3 separate regions of the Homo sapiens genome follow, and all the other regions are linked to region 1. A link is a contact called in ENCODE Hi-C or POLR2A ChIA-PET data. All regions are on one chromosome and are shown on one strand. Each heading gives the region's core, a stretch centred on a gene start or an enhancer-like site at or near the end of the contact. The rest is flanking DNA. Distances are from core to core; before and after follow the strand shown. Region 1 overlaps LIPC (lipase C, hepatic type). Region 2 has its middle 87 kb from the start of LIPC-AS1. Region 3 has its middle 22 kb from the start of LIPC.

Evidence for each region. A loop is a pair of places that touch in the nucleus more often than their neighbours do. ChIA-PET counts read pairs that join two places held with the same protein, here RNA polymerase II (POLR2A). Pooled maps may share reads with other maps.
Region 2: a loop to region 1 is called in a map with no recorded cell type, with 5 times the contacts of the local background. The contact joins two enhancer-like sites. A Hi-C loop is called at or near these places in 11 of 37 single-sample maps with no recorded cell type and 9 of 50 pooled maps. POLR2A ChIA-PET finds 5 or more read pairs at or near these places in 4 of 52 experiments (HepG2, WTC11, activated B cell and 1 more).
Region 3: a map of dorsolateral prefrontal cortex shows a loop between it and region 1 (2.1-fold over the local background). The contact joins two enhancer-like sites. A Hi-C loop is called at or near these places in 1 of 168 maps with a recorded cell type or tissue (dorsolateral prefrontal cortex) and 6 of 50 pooled maps. POLR2A ChIA-PET finds 5 or more read pairs at or near these places in 5 of 52 experiments (PC-9, T-cell, activated CD4-positive, alpha-beta T cell and 2 more).

What each region holds. Positions count from the first base shown.
Region 1 is chr15:58,516,842-58,519,541 of GRCh38, forward strand. All of the region lies in intron 1 of LIPC (lipase C, hepatic type), which reads left to right. Among named protein-coding and RNA genes, the nearest start is that of LIPC-AS1, 19 kb to the left of the region's middle. Within about 2 kb of position 1,435, at least 6 of the 41 ENCODE cell types and tissues checked have a DNase peak (open chromatin) inside an H3K27ac peak, as active enhancers do.
Region 2 is chr15:58,584,531-58,587,230 of GRCh38, forward strand. No RefSeq gene overlaps it. Among named protein-coding and RNA genes, the nearest start is that of LIPC-AS1, 87 kb to the left of the region's middle. RefSeq lists enhancers at 935-1,014, 1,325-1,374, 1,415-1,644. Within about 2 kb of position 1,266, at least 2 of the 41 ENCODE cell types and tissues checked have a DNase peak (open chromatin) inside an H3K27ac peak, as active enhancers do.
Region 3 is chr15:58,409,096-58,411,795 of GRCh38, forward strand. No RefSeq gene overlaps it. Among named protein-coding and RNA genes, the nearest start is that of LIPC, 22 kb to the right of the region's middle. RefSeq lists a silencer at 1,375-1,669. Within about 2 kb of position 1,361, at least 4 of the 41 ENCODE cell types and tissues checked have a DNase peak (open chromatin) inside an H3K27ac peak, as active enhancers do.

The DNA of each region.
Region 1 (2,700 bases), core at 185-2,684:
ATGGGTTGTATTTTCCTGCTTCTTTGCATGCCTGGTAATTTTTGACTAGATACCGGACATTGTGAATTTTACCTAATTGGTGCTGGGTATTCCTACATTATTTTAAATGTTCTTCAGCTTTGTCCTGGGGTGCAGTTAAATTACTTGGAAATAGTTTGACCCTTTTGAGACTTGCTTTAAAACTTTGTTAGATGGGACCAGAACAGCCTTTAGTCTAGGGCAAATTTGCCCCTTGAATCCAAACACTGTTTATGTTGTTAATGATGACAAAATATCCATGTCCCACACTATTCCTTACTAAGTCTCCCTTCAACAATTGTGTTTGAGTAGAACTGTTAACTGCCTCACCTCACTCTCCTGTGTATTCACAAGGCAAAGATCCCCAAGGTTTTGACCAATACCCAATGTTGTTTTGGTGCCAGCTTGCACAGCACCAGGGCTCTTGCCTCTCAGAGAGAATTGTGCCCCCTCTCTCCACTATGTGGCACAGCACATTGAGCTCAACAACGTTCTATCAGACTGATGTTGCCATAACACTGCATATCTTCACCCAGGAGGGGCGACAGCCCTAAGTCTCTTATGTGGCAAAATAAAATCCAACTTTCAGTGCTAAAAAGGCCCTGCTTTTCTGGAGCGAACCCCTTCAGAGGTCTCACAAGCATTTAAAAGAGAATTTCTAGACCACAAGTTTCAGTGTGGAGAGCTGCAGGCTTAGAGAATTGCAGGGATGTTTGAAGCCCTGCCCACAGTTCCAGGAAACACCCTTTGTATATGAGCTCCTTTCCCACACAAATGTGAGAAGGAGGCTATGACCCTGGAAATTGAACACAGGGCAACAGAAACCCTGCCGAAACTATTCTTGCATTGACATTAGACACAAAAACACCCATATAAGCTTGATTTGCTGTCACAGTCAAATAAAACAATAACATGTAAGCATTTCAAAGAGATTCCACTGACATTCTCACTTGTGATTCTGACAACAAGCGTGTAAGTAAGAAAGGCAGGCGTCACAGCTCCTAAGTGACAGACGAGGAAATCAGCCTTGCGGAGGTTAAATGATCTCAACAAGGTCAGACAGCTAGTTGGTGCAAAGTGGGGCCCTGAACCCAGATCTTCTGACTCTTGGTCAAGAGCTCTATTCATTCCGCTGTGTCTGCTCTCTTACTATATCAGAAAAGGGAACAGCCACCAACTTCCTGTGTTGACCCTAGACCAGGACTTCTTGATCACAGCACACTTAACATTTGGGGCTGGATAATTCTTTGTTGTGAGAGGCTGTCCTGTGCATTGAAGGGTGTTGAGCAGTATCCCTGGCCTCTACCCACTAATGCCAGTAGAACTCCCCTTGCCCCCTGTTTTGACAACCAAAACTATCTCCAGGTGTTGCCATGTTTCCAAATGCCCCAAGGTGGGGGAAGGTAACAGCAGAGCAAACTTACCCCTCAGTTGAAAACCACTGCCCTAAATGATGCCTGAGAATGCTGTCCACGTGTTTGAGAAAGCAGTGGTGATTAAGTTAGTTCTGTGAAAGGAGAAACAAAATCAAAAGAGGAACTTGTGCTGATACCAGTGAGTCTGGGACCACGAAACTTGGCCGTGAGAGACAGAATTGTGCAGCACCAGGGAGTTATCTAAAAAGTTCTCTTCTGGGCCACCCTCTGAACTTAACCTTCTGTGTTCTCGCTCCACTCCTTCAGGCTCAGTCAGCTCTGCAAAACCCAATCCACTTTCCAAGGAAACATTTCTGGAAGGCAACACGGAATTAGTTAATGTGATGAGAGGCAGAACAGAGCAGTTAAGATGCAGGCTCTGCACATACCACAACGTGGATGAATCTCACTTAATGTTGGGTGAGAAGAGCCAGGCCCAAAAGAGCATCTATTGTGTGAATCTACTAACTCGAAGTTCAAGAGCAGGCAAAACTAATCTCCGGTGATGGAAGTCTGAACAGTTACATCTGCTGGTGGTGTTGCCTGGAGACACGTTTCAGAGAATAGAAATGTTCTCTGCCTTGATGGTGGTGGTGGTTACGGTGGTTGTAAACATAATAGACACTCACAACACTCACAGAGCTATACACTTACGATTCGTCACCTAAAAAAAAAAAGAAAGAAAAAGAAAAGAAAAGAATGTTGACTCTAGAACCAAATTGTCTAAGTTTCATCCCTGACGATGACTCTGGTTACCTTAGAGCATTTTGTGAAAAGTTAATAAACTACACAGGGTATACAGGAAGTGCACAATAAGTATTTGCATCATTATAATTAACAGAACTACACTTCAGCCAAGCGCAGTGGCTCACGCCTGTAATCCCAGAACTTCAGGAGGCCGAGGCAGGCAGATCACGAGGTCAGGAGATCGAGACCATCCTGGCTAATATGGTGAAACCCTTTCTCTACTAAAAATACAAAAAAAAATTAGCCGAGCGTGGTGGCAGGTGCCTGTAGTCCCAGCTACTCGGGAGGCCAAAGCAGGAGAATGGCGTGAACCCGGGAGGCGGAGCTTGCAGTGAGCCGAGATTGTGCCACTGCACTCCAGCCTGGGTGACACAGAGAGACTCTGTCTCAAAAAAAAAAAAAAGAAAAAAAAGAACTACACTTCTAGCCAGTCAGGCAAAGCCAAGGATTAAGAGAGTTACTCTGAATTTCTCTGCTGCCCCCTCTGCCTCACCTCCCATGCATTGAACACAGAGTGTAT
Region 2 (2,700 bases), core at 16-2,515, 68 kb after region 1:
GCTCACATCTCTCTTCTGTTACATCCTTCACCTCCGTTCTGGATTTTTACTATCTCCTTGTAATCTTGCTCTGTGCTTTCAGATGTCTTTCTCTGACACTAATTCAGACATCAACAGTGACCACTTTCTCCTTCGATTTATCTCTTGAAAGCTCTGGTTCAAAATCATCCTTTTTTGGTTCCAGAGAATCAGTTTTATTGTGCTGCACTTATGTCTCCTTTTCTTATTCTTTGGTTCAAGTTATCTATGTCAGCAGCTATTTCTGTACTGAGGGTTCTGCTTGTAATTCTCCCTGGCTACTGGACTCCATTAGGAATCTTCTTTTCCTTTGTTTGATCACTGGGGCTCTGTTCCAGATACTGAGGTACCTTAAGAGACAGCATTCGCAGCCTGATAGAAGGAACAGCAGTATCAGCCTCCCAGGCTCAAGCTTAGCAGCATGTGGGTTGCCAGTCCTCTGGCAAGGGACTTGAAGGAAGCCTCTCTGCCCCCTTTCTAGTCTCCTCACCTCTCTCAGACACCTTCATAGCAGTGAAGGCAACTCAACCCATCTGGTCAGCTCTTCAAGAAGCAGGGAGACCCACACATTCACGAGGACCTTGCCCCGGATCCCCTCCTTAGGCTTATGATATGGTTCCCAGGCAGGAAGACAATCTTGCCCCAGCTCTCTGACAGGATTCTGCTGTGGCCCGAAGCCTCATTCACATCCCAGGCCTTATCTTCCCCCGGCAAGCCCCAGCAGCTGCTTTTCTCAGGAGAGGCAAATGGGTTAAACTGCAAGTAGAAAAAAGTTCAAGCTGCTATCATTCCAGAACCCCCAGTTCCTCATGTCTCGGAACTTCTTGATGTCTTTATTTTTGCATTCTAAAGTGCTTAATAAACATCACTGAATACATGCTACCACCCCTACCTCAAATCCTGTCTGGTGCAGGTTCAATCAATCATGATGCCTTTGGAAGCTAACTCAAACTGGCTTAAATAAAGAGGGTTTTTTGTTTGGTTGGTTTTGTTTTGTTTTTAAATCTCACACAAAAGGAAGTTCCAAGGTAGAGTGGGGCCTCAGGAAGAGCTGACTGGGCTGCTTGGTAATGTTATGAAGATGCAGTGTTTTTCCTTCTCTCTGCTCCACCATCCTTGATGTTGGCTTCATCCTCAGGCTGTTACCAAGTTGCCCACTGCAACTGCAGGCAGCTCACTCAGGCATGGTAACATCCAGAGAAGGAACAGTAGACATCATGCGGGAGACAGCCCTCTTATCTCACTGGCCAAAATTAGGTGACATGACCATTCCTAAACTTGGCAAGGGTAATGAGATTAACCACAGACCAAGGACCCTAACCACATGTCTGTTAGAGGAGAAGATACTTAAAATCAGGGGACACCTGCTCGCAAGCTAAATGTTCCAGTTCAGTAAGCAGTTTTTCACATGAAAACCAGAACAGTTGACATTCGAGTGTTCACCATATGCAAGGTGCCTTACATACATTCTCCTTTAATCCACATCATAGTCCCCTGAGGTGGCTAAAACTATTATCCCTGTTTCACAGATGAGGTACCTACAGCTTAGCTTTTACAAGGTCACACGGCTAATGGACCATCATTTCCCTCTTTATAGATTCTGTGTCCATGAATGCAGCCTACCATTGCAGTCAGCAACAGAAAATGTCCTTTACATATTAACTCCCTTGGACCCCATGTGAGAGCTATAATTAGGTATTGTACTTTAAGACACTGTCTTTTCATGTTATGGAGCTTGGTAACCAGCTATAAGTGCAAATCATTCATGGCAGACCACTAGCTGTGCCCTCCCTGCTGCCGCTGAGACTGTGCAGAGGCATGTGGCTATGCTGTGGAGTTTCACCTTTGATTATACAACATGCCCAGGAATCCTTTTTATAAAACAAGCCTTAAGATCTTAATATGGGGCCGGGCACAGTGTCTCACGCCTGTAATCCCAGCACTTTGGAAGGCCCAGGCAGGTGGATCACAAGGTCAGGAGTTCAAGACCAGCCTGGCCAAGATAGTGAAACCCCCGTCTCTACTAAAAATACAAAAATTAGCCGGGCATGGTGGTGCAGGCCTGTAGTCCCAGCTACTTGGGAGGCTGAGGCAGGAAAATCGGTTGAACCCAGGAGGTGAAGGTTGCAGTGAGCTGAGATCACACCACTGCACTCCAGCTTGGACAAAAGAGTGAGACTTTGTCTCAAAAAAAAAAAAAAAAAAAAAAATCTTAATATGGAACAGCCAAGCCTTACATATGAAACACTCGACTTACACATTTATTTTGTAGATTTCCCTAGGAACTAACATTTATCTAGGAAATCAAGTAAGTATTTTCTACTCCCTTCTACATATGAAACTCTTTGCATTGGTGGCTCTGCAGTGAGTGTGTGTGTGTGTGTGTGTGTGTGTGTGTGTGTATCAGTGGTTTTCCCATTATAAAACATTTGAGGCAGAAGGTATCTGAAGTTCTATTCAACCCTTCTTCTGTCCTCCCACCCTTAAGATAACCACGTTAACTGTGTAGTGTATTTCTATAGACTCTTTTGCAGCGCATTTTTTATTTAAAGTTTTTATTATGGAAATATTCAAATACACATAAAAGTAGAGAAGAATACAATGAAACCCAACATGCCCATCACCCAACTTCAACAATCAACATTGGCAATGCATTGTAACATAGTTGACATCCTAATATAT
Region 3 (2,700 bases), core at 111-2,610, 110 kb before region 1:
CACTAGCCTGGGAGACAGAGCAAGACTCTGTCTCAAAAAACAAAAACGAAAACACAACCTGAGATGGACCATGTGAGCAGGTGATACCATCAGGGAGTGCTCAGTGTGTTCTAAAAATCGCAGTGTCTGGCACACAGCAAAAGCTTCACAAATATACACCAAATAAACAAGGAAAATAAGTAAAAAACATTATGCCTGCATGCTAAATAAATTCACAGATAATCTTCAAATTAACCTGGGTAGAAATGATTTAGCAATACTGAGAAAAGTGGATGCTATCAAGGGTGTTAGTTATTTTAATCCTCTTGACAACACTTTTAGATATTTTTATCTCCAGTTGTTTTTCAGATGAGATTGAGGAAGATTAAGTAATTTGTGCAAGACCACATAACGAGCAAGTGAAAGACCCAGGACTTGAGCCCAAGGCTTTCTAATTGTAAAAGTAGAATCTATCCCCTCAGTCTACTCCACTGTTGCCCAAGCTAATGTTAAGAACACAAATCCGGCTGGGCACGATGGCTCATGCCTGTAATCTCAGCACTTTGGGAGGCCGAGGTGGGTGGATCACTTGAGATGAGGAGTTTGAGGCCAGCCTGGCCAACATGGTAGAACACCGTCTCTACTAAAAATACAAAAATTAGCCGGGTGTGGTGGTGTGTGTCTGTAGTCCCAGCTAAGCAGGAGGCTGAGGCAGGAAAATCACTTGAACCTAGGAGGTGGAGGTTGCAGTAAGCCAAGATCGCGCCACTGCACTCCAGCCTGGATGACAGAGTGAGACTCTGTCTCAAAAAAACAAACAAACAAACAGAAAAAGAGACCACAAATCTGAGGCCCCATCCCAGACCCACTGAAGCAGAATCTCTAGGGAGGAACTTAGAAACATTTGTGTAACAAGACACCAGATGATGATTATTATCAGAGAAGTTTAAAAAAAAAAAAAAAAAAAAGACACCTCTATTGCATCAGATGGGAAATGGACCTACAGCATCCTCTGAGGGATCAAATAAAAGCCATCAGATTTGAAGTTCATACAAGTAAAAATAAATCAGGTCAGTCTGGAGCATATCAGATTATGATATTATAGACTATTCTTCAGTTTGGTAATATAGAATTGTCTGATTTAAGGTTTTCTGGATCTTAAAATACCAAGAACATTTGAAAAGTTAAAAATGGGTTCCAATTTAAACCTCAGACTTTTTTTTAGCTTTCCTCACTGCCTCTGATCCTGAGGAGCAGAAGTGAATGTGAACGCACTTTGAATTCCTAGCAGCTTTCACTGATGCAGAGGTTCCAGCTGTACAGGGGCTGGAGGACTGCTGAGGAGAACAACAAGCTGAGAATCAGTCCTCATCTCTGGTTGCCCCCCACCCCACCCTCATTGCCTTTCATTGGATGAGCAAGTCACACAATCCAGGAAGTGGAAAATCTATCATCGCTTGGTTGGTTTTTCTTAGTTTCAGTTTTTCCACGCCTGATGAGAATTGCCAAGGCACAGCAAAGCCTGCAGCTTCCATACCCGTCATGAGAGCAAATAACTTATTTGTAAACCTAAGCACTTAATTAACTAAATGGAAAGCAAGGCAGTGAGTGATTCCTGACATGGCCGAATTTAAGTCAAGCTGTGAAGCTCCAGGTGCAGCCAGAAATGGAGATGGACAACTTGAACTGAACCCTGAGAGCTTCTAAAAAGGCTTTGGACCACTGCTTCTCAGCAGTTTTTCTTGTAAGTTATTCCCATTATCTCAAAGAAAAATTTAAAATATGGTTGGAGAAAAGTATAGAACTGATTATCCCCATTTTGAGCATAGATCATCGTTTAACCAACTTGCTTTCTAACTGCCAAGAAACTTGCTTTGGATGGTATTTCCAGACATAATGTCTATCATAGCAAATATTGACAATTGCATTTTACAAATAATCAGTTTAATATGCTTTAATATGCTTCTATTTCTGATTGCTCTTGATCTCATTTAATCTTCGAAGCAACTCTATCACGTTGGTGTGCTTATTAACATTATTTTACAGATAAAGACGCCTGTAAGTAGCTTCCTCACAGGGTATTTAAGGAACTTGTAGAAAGTCCACAGCTAGTAGCTGGGAGCCCATCTCATATCAATACACTAGCTTCTCCCCAAAGAACTTTATATATTTAGGCCATTGATTTCTTTTTTTTTTTTTTTGAGACGGAGTCTCACTCTGTCACCCAGGCTGGAGTGCAGTGGCAACATCTCGGCTCACTGCCACAGCTCCACCTCCCGGGTTCACGCCATTCTCCTGCCTCAGCCTCCCGAGTAGCTGGGACTACAGGCACCCGCCACCAGGCCCGGCTAATTTTTTGTATTTTTAGTAGAGACGGGGTTTTATCGTGTTAGCCAGGATGGTCTTGATCTCCTGACATTGTGATCCGCCCACCTCGGCCTCCCAAAGTGCTGGGATTACAGGCGTGAGCCACCGCGCCCGGCCTTAGGCCATTGATTTCTAAAAAGACAAATTCTCATATTGGATTAAAACATAAGACCCAACAATACGTATGTTGCTTAAAAATAGGAATCTGTTACCCAAAAAATGCAGAAATGCTAAAATAAAAAGGTTTAATGAGGAAACTCATACGACAAAAAGAAAATAGTTGGTAAAGTTGATAGCATATAAAAGAGATTTTGAAGCCAAAAACACAGGGAGAGGATACAAAGAAGCTCCTGA